2 separate regions of the Homo sapiens genome follow, and region 2 is linked to region 1. The links are chromatin contacts, found by Hi-C in ENCODE. All regions are on one chromosome and are shown on one strand. The core of a region is the stretch at or near the end of the contact, and the rest is flanking DNA. Distances in the headings are between cores, read along the strand shown. Region 1 overlaps OCA2 (OCA2 melanosomal transmembrane protein). Region 2 holds the start of OCA2 (OCA2 melanosomal transmembrane protein).

What was found. Hi-C counts contacts between places; a loop is a spot of excess contacts on that map. Pooled maps may share reads with other maps.
Region 2: a map of posterior cingulate gyrus shows a loop between it and region 1 (2.7-fold over the local background). The contact joins the promoter of OCA2 here to the enhancer-like site in region 1. A Hi-C loop is called at or near these places in 3 of 168 maps with a recorded cell type or tissue (heart left ventricle, posterior cingulate gyrus and right cardiac atrium), 1 of 37 single-sample maps with no recorded cell type and 5 of 50 pooled maps.

The regions. Positions count from the first base shown.
Region 1 is chr15:28,018,770-28,024,493 of GRCh38, reverse strand. OCA2 (OCA2 melanosomal transmembrane protein) reads left to right here. Exons shown (of 24, transcript NM_000275.3): 6 at 1,921-1,993. Among named protein-coding and RNA genes, the nearest start is that of OCA2, 78 kb to the left of the region's middle. RefSeq lists enhancers at 334-833, 4,558-5,226. Within about 2 kb of position 3,039, at least 2 of the 41 ENCODE cell types and tissues checked have a DNase peak (open chromatin) inside an H3K27ac peak, as active enhancers do.
Region 2 is chr15:28,096,770-28,104,082 of GRCh38, reverse strand. It overlaps OCA2 (OCA2 melanosomal transmembrane protein), which reads left to right and starts at 4,768. Exons shown (of 24, transcript NM_000275.3): 1 at 4,768-4,859. RefSeq lists an enhancer at 4,821-5,473.

The sequences.
Region 1 (5,724 bases), core at 1,790-4,289:
ACATCTGGAGATCGTGGATAGCCCAGAGTGTCTCAGCACCCCTTTGAGATTGTGCCCTGGGCCTCTGCCCAGCGGTAAGTGTTGAAGCTCTGAGGTTTGCCCCCTCTGGGGAGGTGTCTCTGATTTTATTTGCCCAGACATCTCCATCCTTTCAAATACATGAACATTCACAACAGACTCATTCTGGAGCCAAACCAACGTGAGATGCCCTTGTAGGGAACAGAGTGTGGGAACGAGGGGAGGGCGAGGGCTGCTCTGGTGAGCCCATGGCAGTGGGCGGTGCTGTTCTTCATTGGAGGGGTCCTAGCAGATGGACCCATCAAGGGAAAGGCACAGGAGCCCGAGCAGGGAGCCAGGGCTGCAGAGACACCTCTGTGCCCTCCGAGGCGACAGTCACAGGTCCCACTGCCAGCCTTGGTGTGCTTTGTGGCCTGATGTAGCCTGAGCCAGGGTCACATAGCGGCACTCAAAATACATTTGCCCAATGAGTGGGTGTGTGGTCTCCTGTCTGGTTGTGTGTCTGTGTGTGTGCAGGTGAGTATATGGTCTCCTGTCTGTGGCTGTGTGTCTTCGTGTCTGCACGTGGGTGTATGGTCCCCTGTGCCTGCTCTATGTCTGTGTGTGTGCACCATTGTGAACTGTGTAGGTTGTGTGTGGTCCCCTGTGCCTGCTGTATGTCTCTGTGTGTGCACCTGTGTGAGCTGTGTAGGTTGTGGTCAGTGACCATGATGGGTTGTGCCTGTGCTTTGCGGAGTTATTTTGGGTGAGTGCCACTTTTGAGTGTTGCTCCAAGATGGTGTGCATGGGCAGTTGCTGGGAGACCACAGTGGGTGGTAGGTGCTGCTGTGATGGGGGTGTGACTGTGGTTGTGGGCAAGGGTGGGTCTGAGCTGTGTTTCATGATGTGCACCAGCTTAGGGGGTGGTGTGCTCTCCCACGCAGCCTGCCCTGGTGACAGGGTCCCCTGTGCATGAGATGTGTGGCTGTTGCTGGCTGTTTCGTGACCTGCACGCGTGGCATGTGTGTTGTGGCTCTGCGTGCGTGCAGGAATGTCTGTGGCCCTGGGTCCGCTCTCAGCTGTGACATGTGGACAGCAGGGTGGTGTACGAAGTCAGTGCTGATTGCATTGAGCTGAGTACAGTCAACTTCTTAATAACCAACCCATGAGGGAGGAGATCTGTGACCCAGAGAAAGGAAACCTATGCTAGAAATGGAAAACCAATTACATTGAGCTCTGAAAGCATCACGATTTGATATTTTTGGCTACCAATTTGCTTCCCCACTTCCTACTCACATGAATGTGTGTTTCTGAAGCCCTGCTGCTCAGCAGGGCCTGGCAGGTGCTCTGAGATTTCAAAGGAACCGGGCAGGGTGGGCCAGGTCTCCCCTGGTCCCCAAGAGCTGACCTGAGCTCTGTGTCCAGTCTTCAGCCTTCTTCTGTGAGATGGAGTTTAGGTGATTTGTGGAGATATCCAAAATAGAATTTGAGGAATGATTTGAACTTCTATAATCTCATGTTATCATCAGTTTAATTTACTTTTTGATGGTGTATAAGGTGCTTTGCAAATTTCACAAACACCTGCTACCACAAACACATGCTCTAACCATCACAGGGGTCATATGCCTTTATTCTCCATTGTGAGAAAACCACATTTATCCTTCTTCGATGATTTAATTTTATGGCCAGGCATTTAATCCTTAAATTTGGCAGGTATCAATAATCAGGGCCCATTGTAGCTGAACACTGTAATGAATCAGAATATTATAATATTTAAGACAAAGCTATTCAGAGTAAGCTGGCGCGTACTGGATGCACACAGTAGCCCCATCATCACATCTGTTTTCGACTGTTATCAAAATGATTTATACCTTACTGCTCTCATACCACACCTCTGTCATTCAACGTTTCTGATTGTTACAGATTTTGTTCAGCCTATATCCGGATCAAGGAAAGCTCTGGCAGCTGTTGGCCTTATCACCGCTGGAGAACTACTGTATCCAAAATCCACTCTGAGATGGCCAGCCGCCTGGCTGAGATCTGAAACACAAGGAGACACTTGCAGACGGTTGTGACTGCTGCTGAAGGCCACGGCACAGGCCATTACCACTCGAATTTTGTTTCTCCAGGATGTCTGATGAGAGATGGAGTCTCAGGACAGAGGGGCGGGGAGCTCCAGGGAGACAGTGGCGGGGTTGGTGGTGGAGCTCTCCGAGTGAGGAAGGGGGACAGCAGGGCACATTCCAGCCAGGACCTGGCTTTCCCTAGCTCCCCGATACTCCTTTCCTCCCCCGTCTCTTTTGCGTTCAGCGTGACCCATCTTCCAGTCCCTGCTGTCCTGGCTGTGTCACCTTGCTCTGATGACTGCTGTGGCACCTCCTACTGTGCTTGCTCTGGCCTTCTTGCATGCCTCAGAATTTTTAGTTAGAAGTCATACACATCCTGTAGGATAGTAGATACAGAGGCCAGTGGTGTTTAAGCTTGGAGATGAGCATGCCTTGACTTCTGCAGGCATTAGTTGGAGGGTTCATGTAAATCTAGTGAGAATCTGGCTGTGTTGAGGTTTGCGGTTGCTGTGGCAACCTGCGGTGCACTAGACACTCAGAATTACCGGGCGCCCTGCCAGCTGTCTGCCAGACCTTGCTCTATGCCCACCCCTCCCACTGGGGTAAGAGCTACTTTTTCCCCTCCTACCTTCTCATGGCTGCAGGAATTCCCACTGCGCCCTCTGGCTGCCAGATTAGATGCGCTTCCCAAGCAAATGAAGGCCTTTGCTCCTTAGGGGAGATAGAGGCAGCGGGAGAGGGTGAAGCTTGGCATCACTGGGGGATGCTTTCCCGGGATCTTCCCCAGGCTTCCTGTCTTCCTGGGGAGCGTCCGCTGGGGTTCCTGGAGGAAAAGCCTGCAAGAAAATGTGAACACCTCCATCTGTGGCTCTCAGAGGCTCCCACGCTCAAGCGAGCCCACACTTGACCTTGAGCAATGTCTACATTTTCTGGCTGAATCCCGCCTGATTCTGAAGTGTGGGGCTGGCACCTGTCCCAGGGAAGCCGCCTCTTCCTACAGTCACCTGTTTTGCTCTAGGTTTCAGGCGAGTTGTTTCTGCTGCAGCCTTATTCTGGGATCAGGAGTGGGCGGTTAACTGATGTCCGCCCAGCCTTTTCTGGGTGAAAGGGTGGGAGGGCTGTTTCTCAGCTCTCCAGCCAGGGTCCAGAGCCTATTTTGGAATGGACATGGTCATTAAGGTGTCTGTGCATGAAGGCCCCTGAAGCCCCCGGTACTGCTAGTGCGGCGGGCATCCGTGGAGGGTCCTGGAGAGGTGGGACCCTCCGATGCAGTGCTCTGATCAGGCAAATATTTTTGATGATTATTATTTAAAAAGGAATTAATTCAGTTAGCTAAATGGCAAGTGTTTTTTTCTTTAGTCTACTTACTTGATAGCCTCAGTGAACTGAAATTTTAGGAAACTGGCTTGCTTTCCTTGCAGTTGCTGTAATCTGTTGCATAGTCTTGGTTTTTGTAGTCCTTCTGGCAGTCTCACTACATCTTCCCAGGACACCCTCTCCTTAGCCAGTGACCTACCCAGCAGGGCACCAGCAGCCTTCCAGAAAGGCCTGGCACTTGAGGCTTTCTGGTGAGCCGGGGGCACACTGGTCACAGTTTGTGCTTCCCTCTGCTCAGTGGATGGAGGCACCCACAGTTTTAGAAGCACTCCACTTCCACTGGGGTCAGGGCGGTGCTGATGTCAGCTGAGTGCGTGTGCACGTGTTTGTATTTTCTTCATCACTTTAAAACCGTGCCTGAGCTGTAAAGTATCTCCATGTGAGAGAACCGAAGAGCTGTGTGATGTTGACAGACTTTGTTTCTCATTCTTGTGCCTCGACCTCTGCATTACTTCTCCAGGATGAAGAAAGCCAAGACTTGCCCTGTGTTCCTGGCCCCCCTCATGAAGTTCCCAGGACATGCCACCCTCCTGGGCAGGACTTTCCCGCAGGGGGAAGGGGAGATAGAGCAACCGGCTGCCAGGCTGACCCAGGAACCTGAAGGGGGAGGCTGGATCCTGTCCAGAAACCGTCCTCAGTGGGACTCAGGCAGGAGGGGGAGATTTCGGGGAACACTGGCACCAAACTTGATCAGTCAGTAGAGATCCCAGGCGAGCACAGCAGCTTAGGTCACTAAGATGAGATGATAGCCTCAGCCCTCTGGTCATCCCACCCAGGCCCCAGTGTGTCCCCTTTATTCTAAGGCATTTTGCCGAGCTCCTTCTCGAGCAGCCTGAGTGCACCAGGCCCCACGCAGGACCCCACAGCCTGAGTCCCTCCCAGCAGGGGGCAGGGCAGCCTGCCTTTCTTGGCAGGGGGTGGGGATGGGTGGGGGCGGGGAGCTGTCTCGCCTGCTCCCTGTGTGGCCTTCGAATTTGGATGAAGAGGGAGAGAGAGAGCCTGGGAGAGATGAAGGCCGCAGGGGGGAAGACGGGTGCTGCGTCCTCCAGCGCAGTGGGTCACCAGCCACGATGAGGGGTTGATTTGAGCCTCCAGCAGGCTCCTTGGAAAAGGGCAGTGTTCCCAGGGATTAACCACGCTTTCCGGAAACTCACGGACCCTCTCTTTGTGAAAGCTGAGCTTTGTGAAAGCTGCAGGCCTGAGGCCTGCCTGGGGAGGAGGGGAAGCCAGCTGGACCCTGCCCCCCACAAGGTGATTCCCTGAGAAAGGGCGTGCAGTATAGGCGTGAGGTAGGAGGGGCCTCGGCCTGGTTGGAAAGGCCCACAGCAATGTCCTCAGGGCTGTCTTCTGAGCAAGGAGCTCGAGGCCTCCTCCCGGCCCTCTGGCCTGCCCTGTGGAGGAGGCTGGGTGAAGGACACCCAGGGTGTCTGCTGTGAGGGGAGGAGCTTCTGGAGAAAGCACCACTCTCCTTTAGCCGGTGAATAGCGAAGCCACCTTTCTTTCGGAACCTCAGTGTCTCCCGCAGCAGCCAGGCGGTGTCGGTTCGGTAGTTGCAGGGTCTATTTCAGAAGCCTGTAATTGTAGCACCTGAAGTTCTTTGTCCCTGAATTGTTGTCTGAAGGAGGCCTGTCAGGCTCCCAGGGCACTGGGCAAATGAACAGAAGCCAGCAAACCTCTACAACCAGGTCAGTTAAGGGCGCCGTCCTTGTCTCCCGCTCTCCTTTCTCTTCCTCCCTCCCTTCCTGCTCTTCTTTGCTGCGTCCTCTTCTTTCTCCTCTCCCTTTCTCTCTCCCTCCCTTCTCCCCATTCTCCCTATTCTCTCCCTCCCTCTTTCCCCATCCCTTTCATTCTCTCCTTTTTCCCATGTGATGCATTTTGTATCACACCCAGCGCTGCATCCTGGGCTCTCAGAGGACATGGAGGAGACTGTGAGATTCAGAGGGGAGGAGAAAACACTGTTTCCCCACCCTCCTAGCTTCTCCAACCAGGGCCCTGCAGATTAGACACGAAGGACAGGTTAACAAGAAAAAGGCATACTCATGTATTTCATATAAGCGTTGCTTGACAAGAAACAGCTGAGCTTGGTGTTTTGATGCTAGGTTTGATGAAGAGTGGGGTCCTGAAAGGTGTGATAGGACGAGAGCACATGAGCAAGCGCAGGAAACGGGCCGGGAGGGGCCCTGGCGAGGCCTGTCCATTCAGGTCCCTCTTGGCCTCCCTCCATCTTTGGAGCTAAGGATGCACCCTTTCCCTGGTGTGGGGGGCACCTCTCACAAGAGGGTCA
Region 2 (7,313 bases), core at 3,519-6,018, 78 kb before region 1:
CCAGCTTCGCTCCCCGCTGGAGCACCAGCTCTCAGGACCCCACTTTCTTCCCACCCCCACGGGCCTGGCCTCCCCATTCTCCTGCCACCCAGGGCCGCCCCTCCGCATGGAGCCTTCAGCTCAGGATGACCCGGGACTTGGGCCAGCCCCTCCCAGTCACAGGACCCACCCTCTTCAGGATGAAGTTTATAATCGTTTTTATTCCTGAGTCAGTCCTGGAGTTTTTGCCCATCCCACTCACTTTTCAAAATTGATTTTTTCCCCACAGACAAATGAGACTTTCTATTTTCCTCTAATTCATTAAAAGAAAGACATTATCGATCAGATGGTACAGAGAAGTCCCATATACACCCACCCCACACATGTAGCTTGCCCCAGTGCACATGCTGCCCACCAGATTGGCCCATGGGTTACACCAACACACCAGCATTATCCAGAGGCCTCGGGTTACATCGAGGCTCACTCGGGCAGTGCCTTCTGTGGGTTTGCACGAATGTTTAATGCCCTGTATCCGCCTTACAGTATCATACAGACTAGGGCCGCTGCCCTGAAATCCCCTCCAGCTAGTCATCCCTCCGCTCCCCACTAGCTCCTGACAGCCACCAATGTTTTTACTGTCTCCATAGTTTTACCTTTCTAGAAAGTCATCTAGTTGGAATCAGGCAGTATGCAGCCTTTTCCGATTGGCTTGTTTTACTTAGTAATCTGCATTTAAGGTTCTTCTGTGTCTTTTCATGGCTTGATAACTCATTTCTTTTTAGCTCTGAATAATAAATATTCCATTGTCTGAATGTACCCTAGTTTGTTTATTCATTCACCTCCTGAAAGGCATCTTGGTTGTTTCCAAGTTTTGGCAATGACAGATAAAACTGCTATAAACACCCGTGTGCAGATTTTGGGTGAACATAAGTTTTCAAATCATTTAGGTAAATACCAAGGAACATTGGTTGCTGCATCATATTCTAAGAGTGTTTAGTTTTGTAAGAAACGGCCCAACTGTCTTCCAAAGTGGCTGTACCATCTTGCGGTCCCACCAGCAATGAATGGGAGTTCCTGTGACTCCACAGCTCATTACATTTAAACATGTCTTTAAAGTCCGGAATTTAAGTTCAGAAGGTAGCATCATGCCCTCATGTTATGCAGCTCCTGCCTCCTAAAGCCGTGGTAACTTTAAAACATGGCTCTGGCCGGGCGCGGTGGTTCACGCCTGTAATCCCAGCACTTTGGGAGGCCGAGGTGGGCGGATCATGAGGTCAAGTGATCGAGACCATCCTGGCCAACATAGTGAAACCCCATCTTTACTAAACACACAAAAATTAGCTGGGTGTGGTGGCGCCCACCTGTGGTCCCAGCTTCTCAGTAAGCTGAGGCAGGAGAATTGCTTGAACCCGGGAGGCGGAGGTTGCAGTGAGCCAAGATCACGCCACTGCACTCCACCCTGGCGACGGAGCAAGACTCCGTCTCAAAAACAGAAACAAACACAAAAAACATGGCTCCAATGTTCTTTGACATTCCTCCCCTCAAGAACTGGTGTCTGTGTCCTTCCTTGGGCTCCTTGACTGCTTGGCCAATAGAATATGGCAGAAATGACACCTGCCAGTCCTGGGTGCAGGCCCTAAGGAACTGGTGGCTTCTGTTTCCTGTCTCTTGGGCCCCAGCTGCCATGCTGTAAGGAAGTCCAAGAGCTGGTGCAGGGGCCACGTGGCAGAGCCGACAGACCCGCCCTAGAGTGAGCAAGTGCACCTCCGGATCCTCCAGACTCCAGTCATTTCCAGCTTTCACATTGCCCTGGCTGCAGTGGGGAGCAGACGAGCTGTTTCCACTGTGCCTTTCTGAATTCCAGACCCGCAGGATCTGGGAACTTGACAGAATGCTTGCTGAATCAAGCCAACTTCGGGCAGGGGTGGGTGCATAGGGTTTGTGGGCTGAACCATGGCAGGAACAGGCAGAGACTGGGGACTGCAGAGGCCTGCACAGCAGGTGGCCCCGGGGACCCCTGGGGAAGGATTCATAAAGGGAAGCTGTAGACAGATTTCCCCATGACGGGGCTGGAGGGCTGGGCTGGGAGGCGCTTTCTTCTCTCTGGATGCTGTGGTCTGGGGAGGCAGCGCTTTCCTGCACCCTCAGGCCTGCCCAATTCTGAGAGCTTCTCACTTTCCTGGACCATTGTCCTCTGAGTCACAACTGCCTGTCCAGGGCAAGAAGCCAAGGGTGCCTTCACTGGGTCACCCACAAACATAAAATATGCACATACACGTACACAAAAGCGACACCGCATCCCAGCCCTCTGCTTGGAAATAGCCACCTTTGGCTTTTATATCTGATTCCAATGGTGCTGTTCTTTGCCAAGAACATTTAGGGGGACCTTATTTTGGGATTTCCTTCTGGAATTTCCTTGGCCAGCCAAAAAAGTATAATTCTATATCATATCTTGTTTGGGACCCAAATCTTCATGCTCAGGAGAAACCACATCATTTCTGAGACTGGCCCCAATCACTTGTAACTGAAGAAGCACGGTGCCCCTTGAAGGCAAGTTTGGCTGTTCGAGTCACACACAGGCTTCCATTGATGCATCTGCAGGCAACACTCACTCTCAGCCACCAGGAAAGGAAACCCCATCTGGCCCTGAGGGTCAATCAACCAAGGGGACTGATTGACGGCAGCTAAGAAGCCCAGAGACAGTGAGCATGTGGCTGTGCTGGGTGTGGGTGCCTGTCGGCTCGCGGGGGGGCTTTGTCACCCCTCAGCTGCCGCCAGGGCTGGGACACATAGATTTGGCTCACCCGAGCCAGTCCCTGGCATGGAAGTTGGGTTTCCTCCATTACTGTGGCCACTCAGGGTCTATCCCTGGAGCTGGGGTAGGGTTGCTCCTTCCCCATACATTCAGCAGTTACACAAAAACAACTGTGACCTGCAAGGCACAGAGAGCCACACGCTTGGCCGCAGCTGTCCTGCTGGCGTTTCAAAGCCCGCATTTCGACAGATCTGCGTGCACACCAAGAGCCTTCTGCCCACTCAGGGAGCCTCCCCCGGGCTCTGTGCCCCAGCCCCTTCCCGCCCTGTAACAGTGTCCCTGAGGCACTGGGAGGGGAGCAGGTGCAGTGATGAGCGAGGAGGAGACAGTATTTCTGGGACGGGAACTGGTGCATCGGTGGTCACAGGCTCCCTGGAGCCGCCATCCCACAAGGATGGGGGTCACCATGCAGGCTGCTTGCCAGCCATATCCACACCTAACGCACACGGCGGTCTGAACTGAGGGGTCTGCACATGCGACAGTGAATGTGGTCTCAGAGATCTCGGGCTCTCCTGCTGTCAGGGCCCTGGCTGGGAACTTCAGTGTCCTGGAGCCTGCCATGCCGAGGACATCCTCGGTCCCTGCTACCAGGGCAACCCCTGGCCCACCCTGTGGCTGTGCAATGTGCTCTGTTATAAGGCATGAGATCTCTTTCAGCTCTGCTGTTACACTGTGGATGGAGCCTCTTACTTCCTGCCAATTCCTGTGCAGGGCCTGGCCACTGCAGCTGTGTGTGTGTCTGTAGCTGTGTTGTCTCCATGTGTTTGTGCGTGTATCTGTGTGTGTGTCTGTATCTGTGTGTGTATCTGTGTGTGTCTGTGCGTATATCTGTGTTTGTATATCTGTATATGTGTATCTGCGTGTGTGTCTGTGCATGTATCTGTGTGTGTGTCTGTATGTGTCTATGTATCTGTGTATCTCTGTGTCTGCGTATCTGTGTGTCTGTGTATCTCTGTGTGTAGATCTCTGTATCTGTGTGTATCTGTGCATGTGTGTATCTGTGTGTCTGTATCTGTGTGCCTGTGTATATCTGTGTCTGTGTATCTCTGTGTGTGTCCGTGTGTGTATCTGTGTGTGTCTCTGTATCTCTGTATCTGTATGTATCTCTGTATCTGTATCTGTGTGTCTGTACCTGTGTCTGTGTATCTGTGTCTGAGTATCTGTATATATTTGTGTGTGTCTGTGTATCTGTGTCTGTGTGTATATCTGTGTATCTGTGTGTATCTCTGTGCCTGTGTGTGTGTCTCTGTGTATCTGTGCATGTGTCTGTGTGTATCTGTGTATGTGTGTCTGTGTATCTGCATGTGTCCTTGTGTGTCATCTGTGTATCTGTGTCCTGTATCTGTGTGTCTGTGTATTGCTGTGTCTCTGTGTGTGTCTCTGTGTATGTGTATCTGTGTATCTGTGTCTGTGTATATCGTGTCTATCTCTGTATCTGTGTGTGTGTCTGTGTGTATCTGTGTGTGTCTGTGTATCTGTGTGTGTCTGTGTATCTCGTGTGTGTGTCTGTGCTGCAGGAGGGGCTGTCGGCAAGTGTAACCTTGGCGTCCTAGCTGGAGGGCCTCTCAGTGCCCGCTGGGAGAGCTCTGAAGGGAACAGAATGTTCACTGAGCATTTCCCCGTTCTTGTTCATAGGGAAAAGCCTGTCCGCAGTCCTGGGCCGCCTCTTTAGAGGTAAAGCTGGAAACTATCCCCGCGGAGAGCGCTGTCGGGGACGCCGGGGCGGCGTGGCCTTAGACGGAGCTGCTCTCAGCCCGCGCCGCCGGGGGCTGGGGAGCTGAGGGGCCGGGGGTGCGGAGCGGGCGAGCTGTGGGCGGGGCCATGTGGGCAGCTTTGTGGGCGTGGCCGGGAGGGGCGTGCTACGGGCGTGGCCGCACTGTGGGCGGGGCCGAGTGGGGAGTGCTGTGGGCGGGGCCGGGCCGGGGGCGTGCCTGGGTGGGGGACCCGCTGCGGGAGCGCCGAGCTCCCTCTGAGTTCTTACTTCGAAGGCTGTGCTCCGCTCACCATCCAGAGCGGAGGTGCGGACCTTAAACTCACTCCTGGAGAAAGATCTGCAAGTGCGCAGGTAAAGTGCACGTGCTCCGCGGTCGGGAGGAAGGAGGCGAGGAGCCAGACTAGCCTGGGAACAGGCAGGGAGGGTTTACACAGCCCCGGCTGAGTCGCGGCTTAGGAAGCAAGGCAAGTTCCCCTAAAGGTTAGTGTGCACAGACGGGTGCGACGGAGCCGACCTAGCGCGGCTGAGTCCGCCTGGGCCTGCAGCAGCTGCCCCCTGAGCACCCCCTCCGGCTCTCTGCCAGGCGACCCAGGAAAAAGTCGCCCCCTGGTGGGCCATGAGGTCATGGGTGGGGGGAGTTTGGAAAGGTTCAGACAGCAAATGTTCCACTTGAACTCCAGGGCAGCATCTGGCACTGCGGGGCCTCCTAGCCATGAGCCGTGGTCAGGCGTTTCCTTAGAATGGAATGCACTGGAGTGAAAACACTAAATCCCTCAAAGCTGCTTCTCTTTACTGTGGTCACACACAGTGAAATCAATGGGCATTAGTGCAGCTAGCTCTTTTCAAGGACACAATGTTAAGCACAGGAAGCCTGGTATGTGGACGCTCTGGGTTTGCAGAACCAGGCAGGGGCCAGGGGCTCAGGACAAGTGCCCGGTGCTCCCTTCCCATTGGGCGAATCAGAGCCTGGGGCCCGGCGGTGAAGCTCCCCAGGTGACTCTAATGTGCAGTGCACTTTGAGGAGCACTACTTAGACCAATGTGACAGTCTACAATGTGTAGATTTAGGGTGAGTGATTCTGAGGAAAAGAAACCCGAGGCTGTTAGCAGTTGTGGGCAGCTGCTGTCTACCTAAACCAGCTGCGGTTTGCTTGCTTGGTGAGCCTGAGCTTCGCGGGGCGGGCATGGCATCTGCCATCCAGGACCCTGGGACGGGGCCTGCCAGGGCAAGGAGCTGAGCATTGAACGCATCTGGGGATAACTATCTCTCATAGAAGAACTAATGAGGATTGAACCTGAACACAGAGATGAAAGAGCTGAGTAGACTGCAAAGAATTGCACAAAAACTGCTTGTTCTGCAAATTTAGTTTACAACAATTTGAGTGCAGTTCACATTGGTGTAATGTGATTTAGGATCATAAGTCCCTAAAGTTTCATTACACTGATGAAAAGCAAATGCCTATACTGTTCTTGTTTTATGAGAAGAACGCAACCTCCAGCCCCTGGAGCAGCTGAGATCTGAGGATATCAGGAATACCAGGAATGGGGAGGTCCTGGCTGTCCCTGGAAACCCAGCGGCATGACACCTGTGTCACCTGGGTCCCCGTTTCTATGCTGGAGTGGCAGGCAGCAAGGAAATATTTTGAGTTTGAGGCCATATGCATTTTGGAAAGATCACTGTGGCTGGGGGGTTGGGAGCAGCTGGGGAGTTGAAGAAAGCCACTGCCAAGGCCTTCCCACTGAGTGTGGTTGCCAGGCCGGGGCAGGGAAGCACTGGTGAGCTGCAGGGGGGATTCCCAGTTGGTGATGGGTGATGGATGGTGGGATCAGTGGGCCCCTGGGAAAGGCCAGGTGTGGCTTCAGCACTCTGGGAGTTTTGGGTACCTTTATGTCTAGGGACACAAAGAGGTAGATGGACACAGTGGTTTGAGCTGCAGAAGAGAGTTGGGCGGCCACCTGTCCACAGGTGAGGATGAGGTTTCTTGGGAGAGTAGAGAGAAAGGGGAGGCTTTTAACTGTTAGTAGTGGAAAGATGGCTTGCAATGGAGATAAAGGCTACCACAGAGGGGAGGAAAGCCCAGAGCCTGGAGGCCAGGGGGCAGGATCTGGGGCAGGGGCTGACCCAGTGTGGCATTCTCCATATGCTGGAAATGTGAGAAGAGACTCCACAAGCCGGAGCTCCCTCAGCTCCTTGGGGCCGCTGGCTCTACCAGCTCACTCGCTGGTTGTTGGGTTTCCGCAGTTTCCATTTGGGGTTCTGTCACTGACCTGCAGGCAGCCGGCTTGTCGCGGGCTGTGGCTCTTGCGCCGGCCACCCGCGGGACCCGCGCAGTTTCGGCGGAGCGCGGCGGGGTCCGTGTGGGTCCGACCCGTGGGGAGGTGTGGCTGGCGCGCCTGTGCTCTCGGCCCGGCCACCCACTGAGGCGCCAGGAGGCGCATTCCGCAGGGCGGCGGGGAGCAGGTCCGGTGTTTCGAGGAGCATGGGACACAGTTTCCAAGCTGGCCTGCAGGATGGGCGAAGGGACACCGAACTACAGCGGCACAGCGCCGGGCCAAACTGCCCGCAGCTGGGGTAGCAGAGGAGGCTTGCGGCAGCGGCGCCGCGGGGAGGGGTCCTGGCCCCGGGCTGGGAGCGGGGCTGGGCGGCCGCGTGCCCGGCTGCGCGTTTGCTGGCGCTGCTCGTTTCTCCCCGAGAGGTGCGCCTGGCCTGCCGCGGGGCCGCCAGTCCCGGGGGGCCCTGCGAACGCGGCCCTCGGCAGAGCCCACCCGCGGCCTCCCGAGGCCCTCTCCCGGGCCCCGCCCCTCC